Regions from separate parts of the Mus musculus genome. Here region 2 is linked to region 1. The links are chromatin contacts, found by Hi-C or POLR2A ChIA-PET in ENCODE. All regions are on one chromosome and are shown on one strand. Each heading gives the region's core, a stretch centred on a gene start or an enhancer-like site at or near the end of the contact. The rest is flanking DNA. Distances are from core to core; before and after follow the strand shown.

What was found. A loop is a pair of places that touch in the nucleus more often than their neighbours do. ChIA-PET counts read pairs that join two places held with the same protein, here RNA polymerase II (POLR2A).
Region 2: a loop to region 1 is called in a map of heart, with 2.6 times the contacts of the local background. The contact joins the promoter of Erg28 here to the promoter of Nek9 in region 1. A Hi-C loop is called at or near these places in 6 of 37 maps with a recorded cell type or tissue (heart, left cerebral cortex and v-Abl transformed pro-B cells). POLR2A ChIA-PET finds 5 or more read pairs at or near these places in 1 of 5 experiments (embryonic stem cell).

What each region holds. Positions count from the first base shown.
Region 1 is chr12:85,337,488-85,342,956 of GRCm38, reverse strand. It overlaps Nek9 (NIMA (never in mitosis gene a)-related expressed kinase 9), which reads left to right and starts at 3,595. Exons shown (of 22, transcript NM_145138.2): 1 at 3,595-3,954. The coding sequence starts at 3,736. It overlaps Tmed10 (transmembrane p24 trafficking protein 10), which reads left to right. Exons shown (of 5, transcript NM_026775.4): 5 at 1-2,343.
Region 2 is chr12:85,823,560-85,828,674 of GRCm38, reverse strand. Erg28 (ergosterol biosynthesis 28) reads left to right here and starts at 3,782. Exons shown (of 5, transcript NM_021446.3): 1 at 3,782-4,204. Ttll5 (tubulin tyrosine ligase-like family, member 5) reads right to left here and starts at 3,755. Exons shown (of 34, transcript NM_001081423.3): 1 at 3,589-3,755; 2 at 2,051-2,222. The coding sequence starts at 2,124.

The DNA.
Region 1 (5,469 bases), core at 2,346-4,845:
TCTTGGTCCTTAGATGAAATGTTTACATAGCTTCTGGTGATATCCTTCATAATTTTATGTCTCCTAAAAGGGTCATGGGTGGGACACATTAAAAGGTGAGCTTTGAACTGTAGATAATCTCTTAAAAAAATCTCATTTTAGACCATTAAAATGTTTGTGCTCAACTGCTTGAAGTCCTTGTGTATGTGTGTTTAGTTCTGTCCAGTTTATCACTTGTAGATCCTGTCGATCATTTCCAGGTAGAGTAGTTCCATCCCATGGTCTTCATTTGCAGTGTTGCAGCTAGCCACTCCCTTCTCCACCCCCCCCCCCACCCCCCCCCCGCTCTGGCTCCCTAATCTGCTGCCCTGTTCTGAACTCTAACTCTGTTATGTAAATGGGTCATCTAGAGTGTAACCTTTGGAGGTTGGCTTTCTCCACTCAGCATAATTCCCATGAGGTGCCTCTCCAAGGCGGTGCACATCCTGGTTTTCCTCCAGGCTATGGATGGTACTGCATTGTGCTTAAAGGTCATGTGGGTGGCCTGGGGATTGGGCCTAACTATTAAAGTTCTTAGGTGAATGTAAGTTTTCATCACTCCGGGATAAATACCTAAGAGGGCCGTTGCTGTGCTGTGTAGGAAGCACATGGAGTTCTAAAGGAAGCCTCCCTGCTCTGTCTAGAGTGGCTGTATGGCAGGTTACAGCTCTACATTCTCTGTGGTCTTTATCATTGCTATTTTAACTTCTCCCCTTGAGTGGATGCCTGTAATATCTCATTATGGTTTTAATTTGCATTTTCCTAATGGCAGATGGCGTTGAGCATCCTTTCTCATTCTTGTCGTTTGCCATCTGTCTGTCCTTGTCAGTGAGATGTCCGTTGGTGGCTTTTGCCCATTTCTATGTGGGTCATTTGTTCACTTCACTGTTGAGTTCTGTGTGGGTTCCTCTATCAAATGGGTTGTTGCTTGAACTTTTCATATAACTTCTACCAGGAAAAATAAGTAAATTTTACCAGCCCTTCATGTATGGTCAATCACTGATCTAACTCCTGTTCTTCAGTGTTATCTCTGAGATGTGGATATACGGGGTTTAACTTGGACATCTGGGAAAGTCACAGATAGTAAATACTTGAAATATATATGTTGTAAAATCAAAGCCAAGGTTCATTCGGTGGAAGTTTTAGGTACCTCAAGGCAGTTCTGGAAAGTGTACCCCAGTTTACAGTGCCTACCTACCATACAGAAGGCTCTGGGCCTGATTGCCAGTGGCGGGGGCGGGGGTGGGGTGGGTACAAATGCTTGTAAACAGGAAAAATACTTGTTTATCATCTAAAGTCTTTCCCACTTCTCCTGGGAAAGTGGGTAACCTTTTAACCCTGCTGACCTGTTACAGGGCTTATCTCAATTGCAGTTCTGAGAATTACAGGGCTTGCAGTAAAGAAGTGGAATATTGAAGTTACCAGAGAATACCGTTAGGATGACCTGGATGAAGTATGCAGGTGGATGGGAAAGATGTAGTGGTTAAGTCTCAGGCTGTGCTGTTAAGGTTCCAGTTACTATGAACTCAAAAGCCTTTGTCTTATGACTTCCATAAATTCCTCTTGCATGGCATCAAGTGTTCTCTGGTACAATAGTGCCATCTGCTGTTGAAAAATGATCTAAGATCTAAGATCTTAGAATACAAGTCCTCACCATGGCAACAGCAGATGGTCAGAAATCTGTAACATTCATATATCAAGTGATAGGAGAACAATGTAAGTATGAAAAGAATAAACTTTGGGGTCAAAATCCATTTGTAGACTTTTAAGTGCAAAACCATAGCCTGTCTGTCCCATTAGCCTAACAAGAGACTCCTGTTTTCTGACGTGTGCCTTCCCCCCTAAGGAGCAGTGACAGCCGCTCTATTAGATTTCTATTTTCTTTTCTGAAAAATGTCAATTTTTCAGAGAGGAGAAAATAGAGCATTCTGTCCATGTTTTTGTTTCCAAGAACAAGTATAAACTTAAGCTCTGTAGAACTGAAATTCTTTCAAGTCCTTTCGATCATTTTGATCATGCCCAAAACAACCAAACTGGACAACATGCTTTTCAGTTCAGTTGAAGAGCATTTGCCTTTGACAGTAGGCGTGCACAACAGCATATCCGCTTTATAAACAGGTATATTATCTGCTTCCCTCCGTTCCAGCATAGTCAAAATAACTGAGAATCATACAGTTTCAACAAACCTTGTTCCTTACCATTGTCATGAACCCCCATCAGAGCCATCTTCTGTTTGTTAATGGGAAGAGGCATGTGGGATTTATACAGGCTCACCTGTTGGAGATGTTTGTGTAAACTTTCACAAATAAAAGCTAGCAGAAACCATTTGAGGTGTATTTGTCTGTTAATCTTTAGTGCCCCTTTGTCTGGGTGAGCAAGGATTCCTCTATAATTGTTGTTTTTTAAAGCACAGGGAGTGAAAACAGATAAATTAAAGAAAAAAAAAGTCACTGATTTACTGCAGGGCACTTAAGCAAAAGGATGTTTTAATCATTATGCTAATGAAAGAAATCTTGAGCAGATTTCCTCAGAAGGCTAGAGCTTTGAGAGCCAGTAAGATGGCTCTGTGGATAAAGGTTTTGCCATGCAAATCAGGCAACTTGAATTCAATCGGCACACACACACACACACACACACACACACACACACACACACACACACAAAACAGAGCCCTAATCACCTACTCCTTTGCTTTAGTTTCCCACTGTCCACAGGAAACACCAAACTGTACAACATACAAAGTGTACTTCCTGCTTCTGCCCAACAAGTGTAATGGCGCCAGTCCCATAACCTTAGTTTCATCACGCCCTGCCCTTTCCTAATTCTGGGGCCAGACTGCAGGGTTTGCCTCTCAAGTTCCTCCTAACTAGCTGTATCACCTAAAACAATCCCCACCCCACCCCCAACAGACACATAAACATTGTTTTCATGGCGCTCTGAGGATCTGGGGCCATAATATCATTAAAAAAAAAAAAAAAAAGAAAAGAAAAGAAAAACAAAACCCTTTAGCATTGTCCCAACTTAGGCAACCCTGTGGTGGTCATAGTCCTGCAACTTTATAGACTTAATGAAGAAGGAAAAGGAGGAAAAGGAGGAAAAGGAGGAGGAGGAAGAGGAGGAGGAGGAGGAAGAGGAGGAGGAGGAGGAGAGGAGGAGGAGGAGGAAGGAAGAAGGAATTGTTAAAGTTGTCAGAAGTCTAATGTTTTAGCTTGCTCCATTATCTTTGCTACACTATCGCTACAAAAAAAAAAAAAAAAAAAAAAAAAAAAAGGAGCCCTGCCCAACAAGCCAAGTGACAGCTAACACAGTCACAGCTCCTGGGACAAACGTGTCGCCAGGATTAGCCTGGACCACCTCCAAAATGTGACGCAGTCTGGAAAGCTGGTAGGGGGTTGTAGGGAAGCGGTCTGCAAACCCGCCGTGTGGTCACTCTTCCGCTTCCACGACACTCGCGGGTGTGAAGGCCAGCGACGCCCAAGGTGTGCGGGACGCATCTGCAACAAGTGGGCACGCGAAAGGCGGAGGGAAAACCTCGGCGAGCCGGAAACACTAAGAACCGCTTCCGGGTCAGGGGGCAGGAGCCACCATGGAAGCTCCCTGGGCCGCGGGGCCACCTAAGCCGCTGCCTGGCGTCTGAGGCCATTGAGGCGCTAAGCGGCCGGCCCTGCCCGCCGTGGATACGCGGGCGGCTCCCGGCGAGCTGCGGCCTCCGCCGCCATGTCGGTGCTGGGCGAGTACGAGCGACACTGCGATTCCATCAACTCGGACTTCGGAAGCGAGTCCGGGGGTGGCGGGGACTCGGGCCCGGGCCCCAGCGCTGTCCCAGGGCCGCGAGCCGGCGGCGGGGCGGCGGAGCAGGAGGAGCTGCACTACATCCCCATCCGCGTTCTGGGCCGCGGTGCCTTTGGGGAGGCCACGCTGTACCGCCGCACCGAGGTAGCGGCCCTCGGCTCCGGCCGCTGCCGGGCCTCCCCGCGCCCTCCTTCCCGGCCCCGCTTTCCAGTGCTGCTTGCCCCTGGCCCTCTATGGTCAGGCGTCCCTTGGGGTTTAGGTCTCGGGAACCCCACCGTGCTTTCGCTTCCCCTGCTGTAGGACATTGGTTTAATCACCGCTGTCACTGAGCGAGTCATTGAGCGGTCTTTTGCATTTTAGTTTTCCCATTTGTTAATTGGACTTAGCGATAACAACCTCGCCCCCCCCCCCAAAAAAAAAACCTTTACTTTTTTAAAGGTTATTTTGAGGTCCAAACGAAGGTGCTTTGCACATTGGGAACAATATAAAAAGCTTACTTGCTCTTTGGGAACAGTCTGTAAAAGCTTACTTCCTTTCGTATAGCTGTTGAAGGGCGGGATGGGGAGTTGGTGTGTACTTCCAAATAGCCACACTGGCAGCTACAACACACTGCTAGCCCTGTAGGCTTTGTTTTCTTGTTTTTGTTTTTGTTTTTTTCATAAATGATCACTCGGAGGATTTCCTTGATCACCAGAAAGATCATTGTTTGTTTGTTTGTTTTCTTGCTTTTCCTTCAGTGATTGTATAAGACAAATACTTTATTGGTGGAGTTGAGTCTGGAGAAACAAGGACCCCTTTCTTTGAGAACCCAAGGAAGCTAAGTCATTTTTCCCACCTTCTTGCATAAGGTCACAATGGAGAGACCCATGAGTTACTGAATCCAAAATTAAGAATGTGTACTGATTTAAAACCCTGTAGTGAGTCTACCTCCAAAAGTTAACCATAACTTGAGTCTAATCACCACAGCCTTAAAACTCTAGCTTTAGGGTAAACATTTAATGAGAACTTGCTGAGGTTGCAAAAGGTGATTCATGCACTTGCAATTCTAGTGTCTGCTCCCAGCCAGAACTTTTTGTGCTGGGGATAAAACGGGCTTTGCCAGTGCTCAGAAGGCATTCCACTACTGAGCCATACCTCCAGCGTCCAGCATATATCTATGAAAGATGGAAGAAAAGTAGTTGCAAGAAAATATCTTTGTGTTCTTTTCTATTCCAGTAACCAACCCATTAGTGGACATTATCATCTGTAGTCGCCTATGTTCTTATTTGTGCCGATTATTTTCTAGCATTTAAGTCAGTATAGTTAAGTGGCTCACTTTCTCACCGTTGAGCAGTGAGTACCAGTTTCCTATCTCTGTCTTATATGTCATGTTCAACTTGGTTACTAGCTTTGAGTTAATTTTATCACACTTCTCAGAACTGTATGACGCTATCTCTGTCACATGGTATTTATAAGATATGAACTTACAAAGCTTCTGAGAAGTAGCCCTTTCCCTCTAGGTTATAGTTACAGCAAGAAGACCAGCCAGTCATGTTAGTAACAGGGTCTTAGGTGTGGATATCCCAAGGAGACAAAAAAAAAAGCACTGAGGACTCCTCGCGGGCAGTGCAGGCTCTGAGGATGAGTGGTGTTTACACATATGGGAAAAAGTTTAAAGTT
Region 2 (5,115 bases), core at 2,533-5,032, 490 kb before region 1:
CAAGAGTAAAAGAACAACCCTGGTTGGCATTAAATACTTTCTAAAATGAGTAAAAGGAAGTAGACTGAAGTAAGATGTCGCATGAAGCAGAGGAACCAGAGGGAATTACCCATCTAATTATCTGAAAACAGTGACCCCAATACACTGTCAAGTCATTATGTGCTGTGAACTAACAATGATAAGCCTTTCCTGGAAACTTAATGCTGTAACTATTTCTCAAATATTGTTAATATAATCTTCTACCTTATACAGTCTACCATGACCGCATTAGCTACTAAGAACAATGCCTTACATTTATACCATGCTTCATAACTTTATCAAGTACTTTCATGTGTATTATAGTTTGAACCTAATCACACCCTTTCAAAATAGGCTGGGAGCTACTCGGGTTCTAGAGTGTGTATTCTAAGGGACTGAGAAACGGCTTAAGCTAAGAAAAGTGACTTATTCACGCCTAAAATCTCAAGCACTAGGAAGCTGAGGCAGGAGGACTGCTACGCATCTGAGGCCAGCCTGGGTTACCTAGTGAGCTTCAGGTCACCCTGGCCTCAAGATTATATTTATTTGTGTATTTGTGTGTGTGTGAGTGTGTGTACATTTATGTAAAGATAATTTTTTTAAAAAGAAGCTATGAATTTGAGGAGAGGGAGTGGAAGGAGAGGATGAAAGTGCAGTATACATATATGAGAGCTTAGAGTTATATATAAATAAATTAGATAAGCCTATCAGCTTTTCTCTTCCATATCGAGTAAAATTATGAGAGGTAAAAGTCCTCAAAACTGAGAGCTAAATTAGAATCACAATCCATCTCTTCTCTGTAAAGTGGAGATTCTTTGATATTTGTGAGTCTAATAAGGTGGAAATAATATTTTTAAATTAAAATCTCTCAGTGTGCATATTAAATGATCTACTCTACCATCTCTAGAAGCTACAGTTGGCCCTGTTAATCATTTTCATTATGAGGACCCAACAGTCAATGAATGACCTTGACCCTTAACCTGAAAGAACTTACAGAGAGCCCTTGTGGTTCAATGAACACGGCACAGGCTACAGAGCTCTAGTATTCTCATCGGAGCATCTTCACAGAGGTTCTGCTGTGTGTGGCCTGCCCTTCATATCATCACCGTTCTACAGCTGTAAATGCTTCAGAGAAAACTTATAGAGTCAAGGTCAGAGCCTAAGAACTTAACGTTTCACCAATCTCTAAAATTTTCAAAATCTCCAATTTTTCAATTACTAGAAGCTATGGTCAAGACACAAGGCTGACAAGATGACTCAGCGGATAAGGTGCTTGTCGCCAAACCTGACCCAAGTTCAATTCCCAGGACCCACATGATGGAAGGAGAGAACAGATTCCAGAAAGTTGTCCTCTGACTTCCACATCCGTACTGCACTCAGTTCACCTATTAGAGCCAGGAGATGGTGCATCAGGTAAATGTACTTGCTTGGAAGCCTGATGCCCCATGTTCAATCCCCCAAAACCCACAACAAAGCCAACTGCAGGGACTAGAAGGATGGCTCAACAGTTATGAGAGCTTCCTGCTCCTGCAGAGGAGCCAGGTTCATTTCCCAGCACTCCATCAAGCTGCCACAAACTCTGTAACTGAAGCTCCAAGGAATTCCATGTACCCTGGCCTCCTCAGGAACCTGCATGCCCATGCTGCACATAAACTCAAGCAGGCGAGTCTGTTTTAAAATGTGCACACAGAGAGAGAGAGAGAGGGAGGGAGAGAGAGAGAGAGCGCGCCAGATGTGGTGGGAGGTATGGCAACAGAAATGAGAGACCCCCACCTCAAAAACAAAGCAGAAGGGGGTGGGGAACCAAGTTCACCTGAGTTCCTATCTGAACTTTAGAACATCTAAAGGTGATATTGACTTAGAGGCCTAGAAACATAAGCCCACCCTTCGAATTTCTGAAAAAGGATGGGAAGTGAATAATATGATCTTGACTCCAAACACAGATGGAAGCTAGGGCCAGGCAACACAAAGAAGGAAACCTGGAGGTGAATAAAGGAACCCCCCCCTTAAGGGCGGGCTGACTGTCACTCACTCTTGGTTGGCCAGGTCCTCGTCCTCTGAGGACGATGCTGTCTCCTCCAGGTCCCGGGCCATCACAACTGGCATCTCCTTTGGGGTCTGTCATACAGTCAGCACACAGAGGCCTCAGAGACCTTTCTTCCTTGCAGTCTCACTGGATCAAACAATTTGGATGGCACAGACTCCTGTAAGAAAGTCAAAGGACTTCAAAGACAATGCAGTTGCATACTTCAGGATTTTTTGCATGATCTTTAAGATGAAAAGAAATATATTCCTGAGTATTTTCCAGTCTCTAGAAGCTTACCTTCTGCCACAGTGCACCTCACATATCACAAAAATCAAGAATTTTTTTTCTGTGTTTGTTTGTTTTTGTTTTTCAAGACAAGGTTTCTTTGTGTAGCCCTGGTTGTCCTGGAACTCACTTGTAGACCAGGCTGGCCTAGAGCTCAGAGATCTGCCTGCCTCTGCTGGGATTAAAAGGGTATGACACAAAATTTTTTTCAAACAGATACTGTCTCTGCTGTATCTAAAAAGCTGTTACTGAATTTGAGTCGTTTTATATAATAAAAGAGCAAGCACCAAAGGAGAGGCTTTAGGGCACTGATGTGGACAGTTGATAAGCCTATGTTTAGAAAATTCTTTGCTAAACAAATCTGACCAGGATCAAAATAAAAATCCAAGGTTCAAAACCCTTGCCAATATTTATACAGACTCTACCACAAGCAAACAGAATAAGCTGTTATGTTTCTAGGAAAACCAAATCACCCGAACTATTAATAAAAGGGTGGTGAAAATATTTCTCCTCAGCAGGGATCACATAAATGGCCGGGGAAAGGGGAAGTCAAATACTCTAATTATTGGTACTTTTTTTTTTAATCACACATTTTAATCCGGATATCAAGTAGACACATAAAATTAGGAAATCTCCAATTCCCAGGCTTCTAACTTCAAACACTTTCCATAGAGAAAAAGTTTCATGTTCGTTATAGAGAAAATAGAAACGTTTAGGGAAAACGCTTAACCTTAATGTCACTACTCAAAGATAATCAATTCGTGGCAATTCTCCAAGCTTTTGCTGGTCTGTGCATTGACTTATACAATAAGACTCTCAAAAACAAAGCAACTGCAGCAAGCAGCAACAGTGACTAACCCCGACCCTACACATCTTCAGCAGAAATGAGTAATACCAAACAACCTCAATGATTCTTTTCGGGTGATTCCTAAAGGAACTTCTCGACCTTACCCAAAAATGCTTGAGAGTCTTTTAAGTTAAAACCTTCAGGGATGCCCACCTTTCCTCGGCTCCCTGAAGAGTAGAACGAGATAAATGCTCAGGAAGTCCTTGCCCCTACAGGGACCAGCCGCCAGCTCCAGCCCAGCACACCCCAACCCCAGGCAGCTCCGCAGGCAAGGACGCGGCGACTCTGCCGCAGCGCTTCTGCCCAGCACGCCCGGAAGCCAACAGCTGCTCCGGAGCTCGGAGGGAAGCGCAGCGGCGCCCGCCTAACCCTGGAGCGCACCTCCCCGGAGCGCGCCGGCGCAGGCGTTTACCTGTCTCATCTTCTCACGGCTCGGGGCCGGCAGGCGGGGACCACGCTCTGCTTCACCTCCCTCCTCCTTCCCCAGCCCGAATCAACGCAGCCGCCGAAGGCTGCTTCCCCCGTTACTACAACAACCAACAAGCAACCGCCCGCTAAGAGCCACTGCGCAGGCGCCCGCCAGCGGCGCGAACAACGCTCGGCTGCGGGCGCTGACGGATGGCGTCACCACGGCGCGCTCAGACACCAGAGCCAACCCAGGCTGTCACCAGAAGGTTTCTTGGCTCCTTTTTCTCTCTGCGTTTTCCCCACCCCTAAAAGACTGACTCCAAACTCAGAGTTCCGCCACGCTCGACAGAAGGGTTTACCGCGTGAGCGGCGTAGCAGGAAGAGGCTCAGGCGGCGGCAACTGCTGATTGGCAGCAAAGGAGTTCACTCCCTATCGCCTGCTCGAACTGAGCCAGCGTAGCCAATCAGAACGAGGACTGACAAAAACAACCCAATCCTGGAGCTGGGCTGAGGGAGGGGGCGGGAACAAGTGGCCCAGGTGGACTTGGGACCGGAGCTGGCCTAGGGAGAGCTGGTTTGCGGATGCTGCTGATACTGCTGCAGTAGTACTGGATCGTCAGGTAGGAGAATTTGGAGTGGGATGTAGCACCCGAGTAAAACTATCTGCAAAATTTAGGAAAGTGGGGGTTGCCTGGAAAGCAACCGGAGGTGGTGGTGGAGGAGTCTAGAAACGATGTCCAAGAGGAGGTGCTAGGAAAATGGAGATTTGGTCAATTCTGGGGATGGGTGAGTGAACGGGCAGTCGTTATGAACCTAGCTCTGCAACGAGCTTTCACTTTTCCTCATGTATTATCGGGTAACCCTCGAGATAGAGGCTTATATCCCCATTTTACGGATGAGAAAACCGAGTCTCTAGAGTCTCACTGGCTTGTCTGAACCCCTCAGATATGAGTGGTGTAGCTAGGATAGGAGTCTGCCTCTATTGATTGTTAATTAGTATCGCATCCATGCTGACCTGGGCAAGGGTGTACCCCACCTCTCTCTCCACCTCATAACTCCAAGGGAATGGGTTTAAAGAATTGGTAGAGTCATACAGAAATGCTCTGGTGTGTTTTCATCAGCTCTGGGATTTCTAAGATCTGTGAAATAAATGGAGGGTGTAAGTTCTACGTTCTACTGAAAGGGAGTGTGTGCGGGGGCGGGCTGGGGGGATTTTTAAATAACCCAAGCTGGTGTTGAGAGGAGAAAGTAAAAAGAAGTAGATTGGCATATGCTGTAAGTGTCTGTGAAGATCAGCACACCCCAGCATCTCTAGACTGGGACAGTCCCCGTTTGAGACCTCTTTCCTCTGGGTCCACCCTTTCTCTCCTGGAGCCCTTTATAGTTGGTTTTTCGTCATCACTTCACTTGATGTCTATATACACTGGGTAGTAGGGAATCATACTGAAACATTACCACAGTGATAAGGGAAGCCTGATAGTTTCTTACAGCTTTCAGGCCAAAGCAGTTAGCCTGACAATAGGTAAATGAA